Regions from separate parts of the Homo sapiens genome. Here region 1 is linked to region 2. Evidence: read pairs that join two places in POLR2A ChIA-PET (ENCODE). Cell type or tissue: OCI-LY7. All regions are shown on one strand. Links, peaks and the distances in the headings refer to the core of each region. The heading gives the core; the rest is flanking DNA. Region 1 has its middle 56 kb from the start of XPO1. Region 2 has its middle 80 kb from the start of FAM161A.

Region 1 (8,390 bases), core at 95-8,094, 180 kb before region 2:
TACAATGGATAGTTTCTAGTAATCACATTTGAATATCTGTGTACATATGTGTGTGAAATAAATTTCTTGGCCCCGTGAAGTGGCTCACGCCTGTAATTCCAGCACCTTGGGAGTCAAAGGCAGGAGGGTTGCTTGAGGCCAGGAATTCAAGAGTAGTCTGAGCATAGTAGCCAGACCCTCTCTTTACAAAAAAATATTTTAAATTAGCTGAGTGTGCTTAACAATGGGGATAATAAAAGAGGAAGAAGAAAAGGAAGAGAAAGAGGAAAGAAGAAGGAAGAAGAAGGAAGAAGAAGAAGAGGAAGAAGAGGAAGAAGAAAAATTAGCTGAGCATGATGATGTATGCTCTAGTACCAGCTACTCCAGAGGCTGAGGCAGGAGAATGGTTTGAGCTCAGGAGTTCCAGACTGTAGTGAGTTATACTCATTCCACATGCCCCACACACCAGCCTGTGAATGTGAGACCTTGTCTCTAAAAAAACAAAAAATAAATTGTTGTAGCCAACTTGTTTTCCAAAACAAAGTAGCACCTTCAAATATAATTGATAATTTATTATTTATTTCTGAGCACTTCTGTGAGGTGGATAAATAACACATTCCAGTTAATTTTCAAGATTAACAATAGGCTAGAGATCACTTGTACATTATTATATATTTCACTATAACCTGAGACCCATAGTGGCTCAATCAAGAAATATTTATTAACTAGTCAACTATGGACACAGCTTCTAAAACTTCCTATAATTTGTATTCAATAAAAAGTGTGCTGGGCGCGGTGGCTCACGCATGTAATCCCAGCACTTTGGGAGGCTGAGGTGGGCAGATCACGAGGTCAGGAGATCGAGACCATACTGGCTAACATGGTGAAACCCCGTCTCTACTAAAAATACAAAAAATTAGCTGGGTGTGGTGGCAGGCGCCTGTAGTCCCAGCTACTCAGGAGGCAGGAGAATGGCGTGAACCTGGGAGGCGGAGCTTGCAGTGAGCGGAGATCGCACGACTGCACTCCAGCCTGGGCGACACAGCGAGACTCCATCTCAAAAAAAAAAAAAAAAAAAAGGAAGGGGGGCAACAGATATCACACCATTGCACGCCAGCCCAGGAAACAGAGTGTAACCGTGTGTGAAAAAAAAAAAAAGTGGGCTGCAAACCCCATGTAGAGTGATCATATAATTGGCTGGGTGCAGTGGTGCACACCTGTAATCCCAGCACTTTGGGAGGCTGAGGCAGGTGGATCACCTGCAGTCAGGAGTTTGAGACCAGCCTAGCCAACATGGCAAAAACCCATCTCTACTAAAAATACAAAAATTAGCCAGGTATGGTGGCACATGCCTGTAATCCCAGCTACTCAGGAGGCTGAGGTAGGAGAATTGCTTGAACCCAGGAGGCAGAGGTTGCAGTGAGCCAAGATTGTTCTACTGCACTCTAGCCTGGGTGACAGAGTCAGACTGTGTCACAAAAAAAAAAAACAAAAAGAAAAGGACAGTGCTCCAGCTCTGCTAAGGGACAGACTGCTTCCTCAAGTGGGTCCCTGGCCCTGGTGCCTCCTGACTGGGAGACACCTCCCAACAGGGGTCGACAGACATTTCATAAAGAAGAGCTCCGTCTGGCCTCAGGCCAGTGCCCCTCTAGGAAGAAACTACTTCCAGAGGAAGGAGCAGTCAGCAATCTTTGCTGTTCTGCAGCCTCCACTGGTGATACCCACGTGAATAGGGTCTGGAATAGACCTCCAGCAAACTGTAGCAGACCTGCAGAACAGGGGCCTGACTATTAGAAGAAAAACTAACAGACAGAAAGCACAACACCAACATCAACAAAAAAGACCCTCACAAAAAATCCCCATCCAAAGGTCATCAGCCTCAAAAATCAAAGGTAGATAAATCCACGAAGATGAGGAAAAACCAGCCCCAAAACACTGAAAATTCCAAAAACCAGAATGCCTCTTCTCCAAATGATTGCAACTCCTTTCCTCTCTAGCAAGGGCACAAAACTGGACCGAGAATGAGATTGACAAATTGACAGAAGTAGGCTTCAGAAGGTGGGTAATAACAAACTCCTCTGAGCTAAAGGAGCATGTTCTAACCCAATGCAAGGAAGCTAAGAACCTTGATGAAAGGTTATAGGAACTGCTAACTAGAATAACCAGTTTAGAGAAGAACATAAATGACCTGATGGAGCTGAAAAACACAGCATGAGAACTTCATAAAGCATACACAAATATCAATAGCCAAATCGATCAAGCGGAAGAAAGGATATCAGAGATTGAAGATCACCTCACTGAAATAAGGTGTGAAGACAAGATTAGAGAAAAAAGAATGAAAAAGAACGAACAAAGCCTCCAAGCAATATGGGACTATGTGAAAAAACCAAACCTACGATTGACTAGGGTACCTGAAACTGACGGGGAGAATGGAGCCAAGCTGAAAAACACACTTCAGGATATTATCCAGGAGAACTTCCCCAACCTAACAAGACAGGCCAACATTCGAATTCAGGAAATACAGAAACACCACTAAGATACTCCTGAAGAAGAGCAACCCCAAGACACATAATAGTCAGATTCTCCAAGGTTGAAATGAAGGAAAAAATGTTAAGGGCAGCCAGAGAGGAAGGTCAGGTTACCTACAAAGGGAAGCCCATCAGACTAACAGCAGATCTGTCTGCAGAAACCCTACACGCCAGAAGAGAGTGGGGGCCAATATTCAACATTCTTAAAGAAAAGAATTTTCAGGCTGGGCGTGGTGGCTCATGTCTGTAATCCCAGCACTTTGGGAGGTCGAGGCGGGTGGATTATGAGGTCATGAGTTTGAGACCAGCCTGGCCAAGATGGTGAAACCCCTTCTCTACTAAAGATACAAAAAAATGGCTATACTGCCCAAAGTAATTTAAAGATTCAATGCTATTCCCATCAAGCTACCTTTGACTTTCTTTGTAGAGTTAGAAAAAACTACTTTAAATTTCATATGGGACCAAAAAAGAACCTGTATAGCCAAGACAATTCTAAGCAAAAAGCACAAAGCTGGAGGCATCACGTATCTGACTTCAAACTATACTACAAGGCTACAGTAACCAAAACAGAATGGTACTGATACCAAAACAGATATATAGAACAATGGAGCAAAACAGAGACCTCAGAAATAACACCACACATCTGCAACCATCTGATCTTTGGCAAACCTAACAAAAATAAGCAATGGGGGAAAGGAGTCCGTATTTAAGAAATGATGCTGGGAAAACTGGCTAGCCACTTGCAGAAAACAGAAACTGGACCTCTTCCTTACACCTTATACAAAAATTAACTCAAGATGGATTAAAGACTTAAATGTAAAACCCAAAACCATAAAAACCCTAGAAGAAAACCTAGGCAATCCCATTCAGGACATAGGCATGGGCAAAGGCTTCATGACTAAAACATCAAAAGCAATTGCAAGAAAAGCCAAAATTGACAAAGGGGATCTAATTAAACTAAAGAGCTTCTGCACAACGAAGAAACTATCATCAGAGTGAACAGGCAACCTAAGAATGGAAGAAAAGTTTTGCAATCTACCTATCTGACAAAAGTCCAATATCCAGACTCTACAAGGAACTTTAACAAATTTACAAGGAAAAAAACAAACAACCTTATCAAAAAGTGGGCGAAGGATATGAACAGACACTTCTCAACAGAAGACATTTATGCAGCCAACAAACGTGAAAAAAAGCTCATCATCACTGGTCATTAGATAAATGCAAATCAAAACCACAATGAGATACCATCTCATGCCAGTTAGAATGGTGATTATTAAAAAGTCAGGAAACAACAGATGCTGGCAAGGCTGTGGAGAAATAGGAAAGCTTTTACACTGTTGATGGGAGTGTAAATTAGTTCAACCATTGTGGGAGACAATGTGGCGATTCCTCAAGGATCTAGAACCAGAAATACCATTTGACCCAGCAGCCCTATTACTGGGTATATACCCAAAGGATTATGAATCGTTCTACTATAAAGACGCATGCACACATATGTTTATTGCAGCACTATTTACAATAGCAAAGACTTGGAACCAACTCAAATGCCCATCAATGATAGGCTGGATAAAGATAATGTGGCACATGTACACCATAGAATATTATACAGCCATAAAAAACAATGAGCTCATGTCCGTTGCAGGGACATGGATGAAACTGGAAACCATCATTCTCAGCAAATACAGGAACAGAAAACCAAACACCGCATGTTCTCACTCATAAGTGGGAGTTGAACAATGAGAACACGTGGTCACAGGAAGGGGAACATCACACATAGGTCGGGGGTAGGGGGCAAGGGGAGGGAGAGCATTAAGACAAATACCTAATGCATGCGGGGCTTAACACCTAGAGGATGGCTTGATAGGTGCGGCAAACCACGATGGCACATGTATACTTATGTAACAAACCTGTACATTCTGCACTTGTATCCCAGAACTAAGAGTAAAATAAAGAAAAAAAAGAGTGATCATATAATTTCTCAAACATTTAAAAAGCAGGCATAACACATAACAGGGTCTTTCCCAAACAAAACAGGACTTACGGTTACCTTATATGTAAAATGCCATTTTTTTTTTCTTTTTAGAGATAGGGACTTGTTCTGTCACCCAGACTGGAGTGCAGTGGCACAATCAGAGCTTACTGCAACCTCCACCTCTTGGGCTCAAGTGATCCCCCCACCTGAGTCTCCTGAGTAAATGGGACTACAGGTGTGCACCACTACGCCTGGATAATTTTTCTTGCTTTTGTAGAGACAGGGTCTTGCCATGTTGTGTGGGCTGATCTCTAACTCCCAGGCTTAAGCAATCCCCCTGCCTCAGCTTCCCAAAGTACTGGGATTACAAGCTTGAGCCACTGTACCTGGCCAAGGATGTATTTTTAAGTGAAAAAAGATGCAAAGTTCAAAACTTTTTAAGATGGTACGTTCTGTGTAAAAATGAGGAGAATTTTGCTTACATCTGCATAAGGAACTGCGGAAGCACACTCCAGAGAAACAAGGTAGAGTGCGAAATAGTGGGAAATCTTATGTTGTTTTTTTTTTTCTTTTTTGAGACAGAGTCACCCTCTGTCACCCAGGCAGGAGTGCAGTGGCACGATCTTGGCTCACTGCAACGTCTTCTTCCGGGGTTCAAGTGATTCTCCTGCCTCAGCCTCCTGAGTAGCTGGGACTACAGGTGCCTGCCACCATGCCGGGCTAATTTTTTGTATTTTAGTAGACACAGGGTCTCACCATGTTGGCCGGGCTGGTCTCAAACTCCTGAGCTCAAGCGATCTGAACATCTTGGCCTCCCAAAGTGCTGGGATTATAGGCCTGGCTGGAAATTTATGTATTCTATTTTTACTTTTTAAGATGGAGTCTTGCTCTGTTGCCCAGGCTGGAGTGCAGTGGCATGATCTCGGCTCACTGCAACCTCCGCCTCCCAGGTTCAAGCAATTCTTGGGTCTCAGCCTCCCCAGTAGCTAGGATTACAGGCATGCGCCACCACACCCAGCTAATTTTTGTATTTTTAGTAGAGACGGGGTTTTACCATGTTGGCCAGGCTGGTCTCGAACTCCTGACCTCAAGTGATCCACCCTCCTCGGCCTGCCACAGTGCTGGGATTACAGGCATGAGCCACCATGCCTGGCCTTATGTATTTTAGATTGTGAATGTATTATACTGGATGAAAAAAATTACTAGAGAAACTCTACAAATACAAGATTGAGGGGGACATCAAGGAATGACTGCTTAAAAAATAGCTGAGCATCGTGGTACACACCTGTAATTCCAGCTACTTGGGAGGCTGAGGCAGGAGGATCGCTTGAGCCAATGAGTTTGACGCTGCAGTGAGCTATGATAGTGCCTCTGCACTCCAGCCTGGTTGACAGAGCGGGACCTCATTTCTTAAAAAAAAAAAAAAAAAAATAGGCCAGGCGCGGTGGCTCACGCCTGTAATCCCAGCACTCTGGGAGGCCGAGGCGGGCAGATCACGAGGTCAGGAGATCGAGACCATCCTGCTAACATGGTAAAACCCCATCTCTACTAAAAATACAAAAAATTAGCCAGGCTTGGTGGCGGGCACCTGTAGTCCCAGCTATTCTGGAGGCTGAGGGAGGAAAATGTCATGAACCCGGGAGGCAGATCTTGCAGTGAGCCTAGATCATGCCACTGCACTCCAGCCTGGGTGACAGAGCGAGCGAGACTCCGTCTCAAAAAAAAAAAAAATAAAATAAAATAAATAAATAAATAAATAAAAATAAGCAACAAAAAAAATGAGTACCAGGATTCCAGTTGGGGTGATAAAAAAATTTCTGGAACTAGATAGTGATGGTTGGACAACATTGTATTTAAAGCCACTGAGCTGTACACTTTAAAATGGTAATCTGTATTTTATGTACATTTTGCCACAATAATAATAATAAAAATAATAACTAAAAATAAGTGCACAAAGGGCCGGGAACGGTGGTTCATACCTGTAATTCCAGCACTTTTAGAGGCCAAGGCAGGCAGATCACCTGAGGCCAGGAGCTCAATACCAGGCTGGCCAACATGGTGAAACACTGTCTCTGCTAAAAATACAAAAAATTAGCCAGGCCTGGTGGTGCATGCTTGTGATCCCAGCTACGTGGGAGGCTGAGGCATGAGAATCACTTGAGCTTGGGAGGCAGAGGTTGCAGCGAGCAGAGATCACGCCATTGACTCCAGCTTGGGCGACAGAGGGACACGCTGCCTCAAAAAACGATAAAAAATAATAATAAAAATAAGAGCACCAAACATACATACACATACACAAATATAGATTTGTTATCTTCAGACAGAAAGAATCCATCCTAGCCTAATCTATTATTTTGTAAATATCTCACTAATAGATTAAGGTGTGTCCACAAATCTCTTAAGCGAGCAGACAGGTTAAATTAGCTAGTATAGATAAAACTTAGTATTAGAAACATTCACAAGGGCTGGGCATGGTGGCTGACACCTATAATCCCAGCACTTTGGGAGGCTGAGGCAAGCAAATGGCTTAAGCCCAGGAGGTCTGAGGCTGCAGTGAGCCACTGCACTCTAGCCTGGGCAATAAATGGAGAGCCTGCTTTATCCGCCACTCCCCAACCCCCACAAAAGGAAAAAAAAAAAAAATCCACAGGTATATGACAAATGCAAACAGAAGTTTCAAGGTTTATAAAGAACCTTAAAAAAAAGAAAAGACTACGAAAGAGTCAGAATTTACCAGTTCTATTTGTACAGAAGAGGAAAGAAGTCATCGAAATGGAAATAGATCATGGCTGGGTCTGGTAGCTCACACCTGTAATCTCAGTACTTTGGGAGGCTAAGGCAGGTGGATGACTTGAGGCCAGGAGTTTGAGACCATGTTGGCCAACATGGCGAAATCTTGTCTCTACTAAAAATTAAAAAAACAAAAATAGATCCTGGTAGAAAAAGATAAAATAGTAGGCTATATTTATGTGACAGGACAGTTTTTTGTGATGTTAATTTATTAATTGTAGCAGTGTGTTTTGCTCACTACAGTATTTCTCAGCCCCCACACAACCCCGCTCGCCCCACTCTACACAGGTCCTTTGTGTCTAGGTCTTTTGTAATTCCCTTCCTAGGAATTTTGCAAGAGGGAAAGCCAATAGCCGCTTAAAGCCAAACGCTCTTCCGGTCTTTTGTAAAAGTGTTAAAACCAGTGGAGAAAGGGAGGGAAGAAAGAGAGAGCTATCTGCCTGGGAGAGGAATGAAGTGGGAGTGGGGAAGACAAGGAAGGGTCCTGGAGTCTCATGAACTTTATTACTATTTTGGGGACCCAGGGAGGGGTAAAGACTTTAGAGTGGATGCTGGTGTTTAGGACCTCAAGGTGTTCTGCTTGGGCAAAAATGCCCACACCCCATGGAATAGAGTACTATTGCATGGTAGGGGACCACATGGCCTAAGGCCGGGATTTTTGGGCATTACAGGCTAGAAATGTGAGCTCTTCTGGTATCCCAGGTACCACATAGGCTGCCCTCAACAGTGATTGATTATTACATTCCTATCACTTTAGTTGAATGGAAGCCCAAATTTGGGAATAAAAGTAATATTTTCTTATTTTACATATGTGCTAATATTCATACTCAATATATTAGCTTCCTATGAATATCTTTTTGGAAATTTGATTGTAGTAGGCAGAATAATGGCCTCCCAAAGATGTTCCTAGAATCTGTAGATATGCTGCTTTACATGGTGTTATAAATAAAGTTTCGGTGCCACAAAAGAAATAGCACTCGAATATAAAATTTTATTTTTAATTCTTAGCAAGGCAATGTACTTCTATAGAAGGGTGCGCCCTTACAGATGGAGCAATGGTGAGTGCACACTTGGACAAGGGAGGGGAAGGGGTTCTTATCCCTGACGCATGTGGCCCCTGC
Region 2 (8,390 bases), core at 234-8,233:
CCCACCTATCATCCCAGCTACTTGGGAGGCTGAGGTGGGAGGATCTCTTGAGCCCAAGAGTTTGAGGCCAGCCTGGGCAACATAGTGAAAACCTGTCTCTTAAAAAAAAATTAATTTAAAATTAAAAAAATAAAGTTTATTGATTTAAAAGTATGTGTATTCTTGTGCTCCACCCCTGGATTCAATAATTCAGAGATGACTGGAACTCTAAATTATTGTATGAGGTAGGGAATTCACACAACACTTTGAGAAATACTGCAGATTTAGAGTAATGTAAGGTTCCACAGAAATTGGAGGTCCTAATGAATGACAATATGAGTATGTTAGCAATAATGACTTATTCAGGCTGTCTCAAGTAATGGAGATTTATTACAAGGCTGTGTGAGTCAATAAGAGACAGAAGAATCCCACAGAAATCCTAGAGCAGTAATCAAAGCACAGACAAGTCCCATGCAGACAGAAATCACAGGATCCATCTCTAAAACCAGATTATTTTGGTAATCCCTCAGTTGCAGTTTGGAGACTCTTTAAGAGTGGTATTCCACCCTTAACATGATTCGGCTATTCTCTTGATCTCTACTTCCCTTGGGGGCATTTTCCCCTACTTCTGTCATTGCCAACTAAATTTTCTTCACATTTCCCAGTTCTGATGGCCAAACTCAGAAAGAATCCTATTTCTTTGTCATCATTTGTCACCTCCTGCTTGGGCAGCTTAGCTGCCTTTGGTCCACTGCAAAGCAGAAGAGGAATACAAGGTAATATGGAATAAAACTTCCATACTCAAGAAATAGCCCAGTCACTCTGCTTGGCTGGAAGTGTGGCCAGGGCAGTTTCTCATAGATTTGAGGGTGTGGCAGGCATTCCAATGTTTCCTGACTAATACTTGAAAGAGAAAGATACAACCTGAGGGTTGAGGGCTAATCATCTTTGTGCCAGTGATGCTAGTGATTTAGTTATTGAACACAGTAATTTCCAAAATACCTACTGAATCAGAATATCTAGGGCAGGTATCTAGGAATCTTTAAAATCATGAAGTGATAGAATCATTTTCCATGTGAGCTTGGAAGATAATTGAAGGGTTTTTGTTGTTGTTGACATTCTCTTTCTTTTTTTATTTTTATTTTTGAGACAGTGTCTTGCTCTGTCATCCAGGCTGGAGTCCAGTAGCACTATCTCGGCTTACTGCAACCTCCGCCTCCCTGGTTCAAGCAATTCTCTTGCCTAAGCCTCCTGAGTAGCTGGGACTACAGGCATGTGCCACCACACCAAACCAATTTTTTTTTTTTTTTTAGAGACAGGGTTTTGCCATGTTGGCCAGGCTGGTCTTGAAATCCTGACCTCAGGCAGTCCACCCGCCTCAGCCTCCCAAAGTGCTGGGGTTACAGGCCTGAGCCACCGTGCCCGGCCTTGTTGATATTCTCTCTTCAAGGGACCAGAGTGTTAAATATTTTTAAAAGCCTTCATTTCCTATTTTATGTTAGTATTATTGTTATAGAGAACAGAAAAAAAAGTTGCTGGACTAATATAAATTTAAATTGTTTTAAATTTATAAATGTATAGTTTTTTTAAAAAAATTACATTTATAAATTTATTTGAAGAGTTTACTGTGAAGTCAATAATTAAAAGCTAGTTAAATGTAAGCATTTGTTTAATGCTTCGGTTTCTAGTTTTCTGTCTAGGAGGTAATATGCCCAAGATTCTTTTTGAAAGTATCTGGCCAGTGTAGGACAACAAGACAATCTTTCAAGGCTCCAGGCTAGTTAACTGTTTCTCTGCTTTGCATTGACTCAAATTCTAAGAGCAAGACTGTGGTAAAATACAAAGGGAGAAACTAAACACACAAAAAGCAAAAGCAGGAGAGAGAAGAGGCTAGAAAGGAATGTTGAAGGAAGCAAACCATGTGCAGGGTAGGCTAATGATTCTGTAGTAAGAAATGCCCTCCAATTCTCAAGGACTTAGAACAGAGATTTCTTTTCCACTTATGCTACACTGGGACACTTGGTCATCATGGCAGAGAGAAAGCAGAACATAGCGAACCACTGGCTCTCCAAACTCCTGCCAGGGAGTTCACACACGTCCTGTTCACTCACATTTTACTGGTCAAAGCAAATTACATGACTGATTTCCTCAGGAAGGGGATATATAATCCCCGTTTAGGAGAAGCACCACATAAAGGGTACCAAATATGAGTCAGTAGTAGACAGAATACCTCATAAAGACCACAGTCTTATATGGGATTATTTAAAATTACATTTAACCTTATTTCAGCATGACTACTTTGACCAAATTATTTGCTGTCCCCAGCTTCAGCATAGGACATAAGAAAGTGAAATAATATCAAGTGCTACTGCGGCCACTGTTGTATGAATATGAGCGTAGTTTTGTGCCAACCTGTCCTCGAGATATTCTCTCTTATCTCATTGGCTCAACTTGAAGCGTGTTCCCTTTACTGAGGGGAATATTAGGCACTGATTTGCTTAGACAAATGAGCAAAAATCTCTATGAACACATTTTTCTACAGCTAGAACAATTTCCCCTTGATAGAATTTCATTGACTTTTCAGATAGGAAGTCATGTGGTGTCATGTGGGGCTTCTGCTTTATAAATGCTAAACATTTCTAGTATGATGTTAGTTCAGTCTTATGGACATTGTAGCTGTGTCTCCCAACTTGTGTTGCAGCCATGTGATTATAGGGTAGGGGATGATTGAGTTCTTATTTTCAGAGATTACCTCTGATTTGCTTATTTAATCAGGCAGTTCTATGGCTCTTTTCACAATAATTGCCAGGTCTAAGCAAATCGGTGCCTACTATTCCCCGGGCTAAAGGGGAATATGCCCAAATTGAGCCAGTGAGATATGAGAGGTTACCTGGGGGACTCTGAAAAAGAAGGTCCTGAATCCTTGTGAGAGAACTACCAGGTAGATAACCACCCATCGTGGTTTGCCTGGGACTGCAACATTTCCCTGAACATAGAAATTTCAGTGCAAAATCCAGGACAGTCTGGGCATACTGTGATAATTTGTCACAATAGCTACCGGAACTGAACGCTTTCTTTCCTTCTGGGCACTGTTATGTGCAGATGTGAAGCTTGTGACTTCTGAGGACATTTTGCCATAAAGAAGGAAGCTAGCCTTATAATGAAGTTCACAGAGCAGTAAGCTACTAGAAAAATGAAATTGGGTACAGTATTAGGCCATTCTTGTGTTGCTATAAAGAAATACTTGAGACTGGGTAATTTATGAAGAAAAGAAGTTTAATTGGCTCACGGTTCTGCAGGTTTCACAGGATGCATGGTGCCAGTATCTGCTCAGCTTCTGGGGAGGCCTCAGGGAGCTTTTACCCATGGTGAAAAGCAAAGAGGGAGCAAGCATGTCACACGTCAAAAGCAGGAACAAGAGGGAGTGGCAGGGTGGGGAGTTCTACACACTCAAACAACCAGATCTTGTGAGTTCTCACTCACTATTGCAAAGATAGCACCAAGCCATGAGGAATCCACTTCCATGACCAAACACCTCCCCTCCCACCAGGCCCCATCTCCAACATGTGGGTTACTTCTCAACATGAGATTTGCACGGGGACAAATACCCAAACTATATCAGGTACATTAAGATCTTAAAAATGCCCTGAATCAGGCCGGGTGCGGTGGCTCACGCCTGTAATCCCAGCACTTTGGGAGGCTGAGGCAGGCGATCATCTGAGGTCAGGAGATCGAGACCATCCTGGCTAACACGGTGAAACCTTGTCTCTACTAAAAATACAAAAATTAGCCGGGCATGGTGGCGGGCATCTGTAATCCCAGCTACTCGGGAGGCTGAGGCAGGAGAATCGCCTGAACCTGGGAGGCGGAGCTTGCAGTGAGCCGAGATCGAGCCATTGCACTCCAGCCTGGGCAACAGAGCAAGACTCCGTCTCAAAAAAGAAAAAATTCCCCTGAATCAAATTAGCTCTAAAGCTTCCTTTACCTCTGTCTTTTCAGTTAAATAAGCATATATATATCTTCTTTTTTGTTTATGCTAATTTGAATTTAGTTTCCGCTATTTACAACATAAGGATTTCTTAGGGACACAGTCTTGTGGCAGAAATTACTAGTTGACCCTCAAAATCATTCTTCCTCTTTCAATGGTAACAGCATCCTCAACTTTTAAGTGGATATAACTGCCCAGAATATAAATACATCTCCAAGTCTTTCTTGTGGCAAGGTGTAGCCTTGTGAGTATGTTCTGGCCAAAAAGATATAAGCAGAAATATTATGTACAGCTTTCAGGACGTGTCCTTAAAAGCACACAGAAGAACTGTGTGCTTTCTCCTTTACCCTTCCTTCTTCCTGAGATGGCTGGAGCTATGTTACAACCATTTTAGATCATGAGAGAAATAGGAAGAAATCAAGGTCACTCATGGCAGAACATCAGAAAGAAGGAACCTGGGTTTCTGACACAATGAAGCACCATATCCAACTTGGGGCACTTACTTCCTACTTTATGTAAGAGAAAAATAGACATATATGATGTAAGCTACAGTTATTCTGGGTTTTTCTTTTTTCATCATTCAAAGCTGAGCCAAATCCTAGCTAACACTAAACCTTATATATGTTTCATTATGTACTTTATTTAAAAAAATTTTTTTTAGACAGGGTTTCAGTCTGTCACCCTGGCTGGAGTGCAGTGGCACCATCATGGCTCACTGCAGCCTCGACCTCCCAGGCTCAAGTGATCCTCCTGCCTCAGTCTCCTAAGTAGCTGGGACTACAAGTGCACACCACCATGCCCAGTTAATTTTCTTTTTTTTTTGTAGAGACAGGGTTTCACCATGTTATCCAGCTGGTCTCGAACTCCCGAGCTCAAGCAATCTGCCTGCCTCAGCCTCCCAAAGGGATAGGATTACAGACATGAGCTACTGCACCTAGCCTCACCATGTACTGTTTGCTGTTGTTGTTGTTGTTTGAGACAGAGTTTCACTCTTATCACCCAGGCTGGAGTGCAATGGTGTGATCTTGGCTCACTGCAACCTCTGCCTCCCAAGTTCAAGCAATTCTCCAGCCTCAGCCTCCCGGGTAGTTGGAATTACAGGCGTGTGCCACCATGCCCGGCTAATTTTGTATTTTTAGTAGAGACAGGGTTTCTCCATGTTGGTCAGGCTGGTCTCGAACTCCCAACCTCAGGTGATCCGCCCGCCTTGGCCTCCCAAATTGCTGGGATTACAGGCGTGAGCCACCACACCCGGCCCTCACAATGTGCTTTCTTATAAGTCAAACTCTACCAGGTAACTTATAAATCGTAAATGAATCCCACTCCAAATTTCTGAATTATTCCAGTTTTTATGTGACATTTTTGATGGGATAAATGAGCATTAGTAGTAAATGTGCTATATTGAAAGAGAAACACAAAAAATGGGAGAATGAACATGAATGTATTATTTTTCTAATATATTGAGTGTGGGAGTCTTAAACCTTCCAATTATTAAAAGGGTCAATGATGGATCCAGTAGTTTAAATTATAATGTTAATATTTGGGCCTGGAAATATATTTTTAAATTATTTATATTCAATCAGCTTTAAAATATTGTAAAACTAGAAAACTGTAATTCAAATTATCTTCTTGTAACATCACTGCTTTAGGAAGTTTCTAGTTCCAAGTAAGATGGAGTGAGCAAATCCCAACCTATCTCTCCTACTGAATGTAGCTATTAACCTGGAAAGAATGCATGGCTCCCAAACTTGAGGACTGAAAAGTAAATCGAAACAGAAAGGTTGGAGAAGAAGGCATGAATATGAAGTACCACTGAACATGCAGAGAGCTTACCATTTTTTCCCCTCTGATATCCCTAGTCTGGACTTGTGCAGCCCAAAAGCCTGAAGTCCAAATCAGTGTGGACAGAAAGAGCTCCAGGAGAAGGCTTCTAGATCTGGCTTGAGGGGTGGAAAAAGAGTTTCCTAATATACAGACAAAGTGGGGGAAATCTCATGTGCTTTGTTTTTTGTTTTGTTTTGTTTTTCTTTTCTCCATTCTCTAGCACCCAAACCTCAAGTAATCCTATAAAAGCAGAAGTGAAAATGACATTAATGGTAAGAGGAGCAGGCAGGTGCCTAAAACTTTGAGAAAAGAGAACTTTCCTCTCTGATCAGAGGTGCTGTGTTCCCAAAAATCAGAGTAGGGTAAATGGCAAACCCCCACTGCTTTCTTTTTTCATCTCTGTCCTCCCACTGCCTCGCTCCAGACATAAGCGTAGTTACGGAAAGTGAACAGAAAAGTAGCGTATGTACTTGGCTGGGCACAGCAGCTCATTCCTATAATCCCAGCACTTTGGGAGGCCGAGGTGGGAGGATCACTTGAGCCCATGAGTTCGAGACCAGCCTGGGCAACACAGTGAGACACTGTCTCTACAAAAAATACAAAAATCCGTTGGGTGTGGTGGTGCGTGCCTGTAGTCCCAGCTACTCAGGAGGCTGAGGTGAGAGGATCTCTGGAGCCCGGAGGTCAAGGCTGCAGTGAGCTGAGATTGCACACCTCAGCCTGGGCAACAGAGAGAGACTCTGTCTCAAAAATAAAATGAAAAACAAAACCCAAGTTTTCTGATCAGAGAACTATAAAAGGGAGCCCCAAGGAATTGGGATAAAACTAGGAAATTGAGTAGAGGAAGGAGCAAAAGTTTATGATTTCTGAGGTAACTCCCAAGCTGTACATGTGTGGATCTGATCCTCAACACTGTACCACAGGCTGTGAGAACTGAACTACACAGTTCCTGCCTCAGACCTTGACTGACCACTGGGTCAAGAACATTCAGGACTGATCCAAATAACACTGCAAAGCCTTTAAAAACAGAACTGATATTAAAATTACAACCTAGAGAAGTCTAATTGGAGTTTACAGTCTAATCCCAACCTGACTGATTATGGCTAACACAAAAATGTCAACATTCACTCCAGGATTTAAACAAAACCTCTAGTCTCGTAGCATAATATTCAAAATATCCAGGATACAATCTAAAATTACTCAGCATTTGAGAAACCAGAAAAATCTAAACTGGGAAAAGATAATTGATAGACACTAACACTAAGATGACACAGATGTTGGCATTATCTGACAAAGACATTAAAGTAGGTGTTATAAAAATATTCCAAAACATCCTTGAAATAAATGAAAACATAAAAAAAAGAAAGTCTTGGCAAAGATTTCCCTTTTTTTTTTTTTTTTTTTTTTTTTTTAGGACAGAGTTTTACTCTTGTTGCCCAGGCTGGAGTGCAATGGGGCAGTCTCAGCTCACTGCAACCTCCGCCTCCTGGATTCAAGCAATACTCCTGCCTCAGCCTCCTAAGTAGTTGGGATTACAGGCACCTGCCACCAAGCCCAGCTAATTTTTGTATTTTTAGTAGAGATGGGGTTTCACCATGTTTGTCAGGTTAGTCTCAAACTCCAGACCTCAGGTGAGGCTGCCCACTTCAGCCTCCCAAAGTGCTGGGATTACAGGCGTGAGCCACCACACCTGGCCATGATTTCCTATTTCTATTGTATTCAGTTTTTCCATTTGAGAACTGAAAAATACAATAGCCAAAATTTAAAACCCACTGGATGGGCTCAGAACAGAATGGAGATGGCAGAGGAAAGAGTCAGTGACCTAGAAGGTACATAATAGAATTACTGATCTGAACAACTGAGAGAAAAAATTACTTAAAAAATAGGAAGAACAGAGCCTTGGGGATCTGTAGGATAGTACTAAAATGCCTCACGTAAATTATTAGAGTCCCAGAGAGGAGAAAGACTGTGATGTAGAAAAAGGTTTTTGGCCAGGCACGGTGGCTTACGCCTGTAATCCCAGCACTTTGGGAGGCCGAGGTGGAAGGATCACCTGAGGTCAGGAGTTTGAGACCAGCCTGGCCAACATGGTGAAACCCCATCTCTACTAAAAACACAAAAATTAGCTAGGTGTGATGACACGTGTCTGTGATACCAGCTACTTGGGAGGCTGAGGCAGGAGAATCACTTGAACCTGGGAAGCAGAGTTTACAGTGAGCCACGATCATGCCTGTTGGGAGCTGAAAAGGACAAAGAGATCGTGACCACTGGAGGCTATATGATCAAACAGCAAACTGTTTATCATGAATGCAGGATGTGAGCAAACTCACGACTGTGCCTGCTGCCAGGAGGTTTGCTGAGGGCAATCACTCCCTGGCACCGGGCTCCTTGAAGTTATCTACTGGGACAACTAGAGCCTACTGTTCAAGGAATGTGGTCTTGCAAGCCTACTCTAGACCGAGCAGCTGACCTCTTCTTCCACACCCCCACTTGTCTCTATCTCTTTTGCCAAATAAATACGGAGGGCTGTTCAGGACCCTTGTCCACTACAGGCAAGGTGCCCTCTGACCCCTTCTTCCAAATATAATCTTTTGTCTTC

The links. ChIA-PET counts read pairs that join two places held together with the same protein. Peaks named below come from ENCODE experiments on the same cell type or tissue, not always from the same donor. Only the 100,000 strongest peaks of a DNase experiment are listed, where the experiment ranks them.
Region 1: POLR2A ChIA-PET joins it to region 2 with 19 read pairs; 5 of 35 experiments call an interaction of 5 or more read pairs at or near these places.

What each region holds. Positions count from the first base shown.
Region 1 is chr2:61,590,189-61,598,578 of GRCh38, forward strand. No RefSeq gene overlaps it. Among named protein-coding and RNA genes, the nearest start is that of XPO1, 56 kb to the left of the region's middle. RefSeq lists enhancers at 6,511-7,075, 7,640-8,205. In OCI-LY7, for the core only: no CTCF peak of the experiment used is centred there; no DNase peak of the experiment used is centred there.
Region 2 is chr2:61,770,102-61,778,491 of GRCh38, forward strand. No RefSeq gene overlaps it. Among named protein-coding and RNA genes, the nearest start is that of FAM161A, 80 kb to the right of the region's middle. In OCI-LY7, for the core only: no CTCF peak of the experiment used is centred there; DNase peaks (open chromatin) are centred at 4,430 and 6,060; H3K4me3 peaks cover 848 bases; H3K27ac peaks cover 1,384 bases.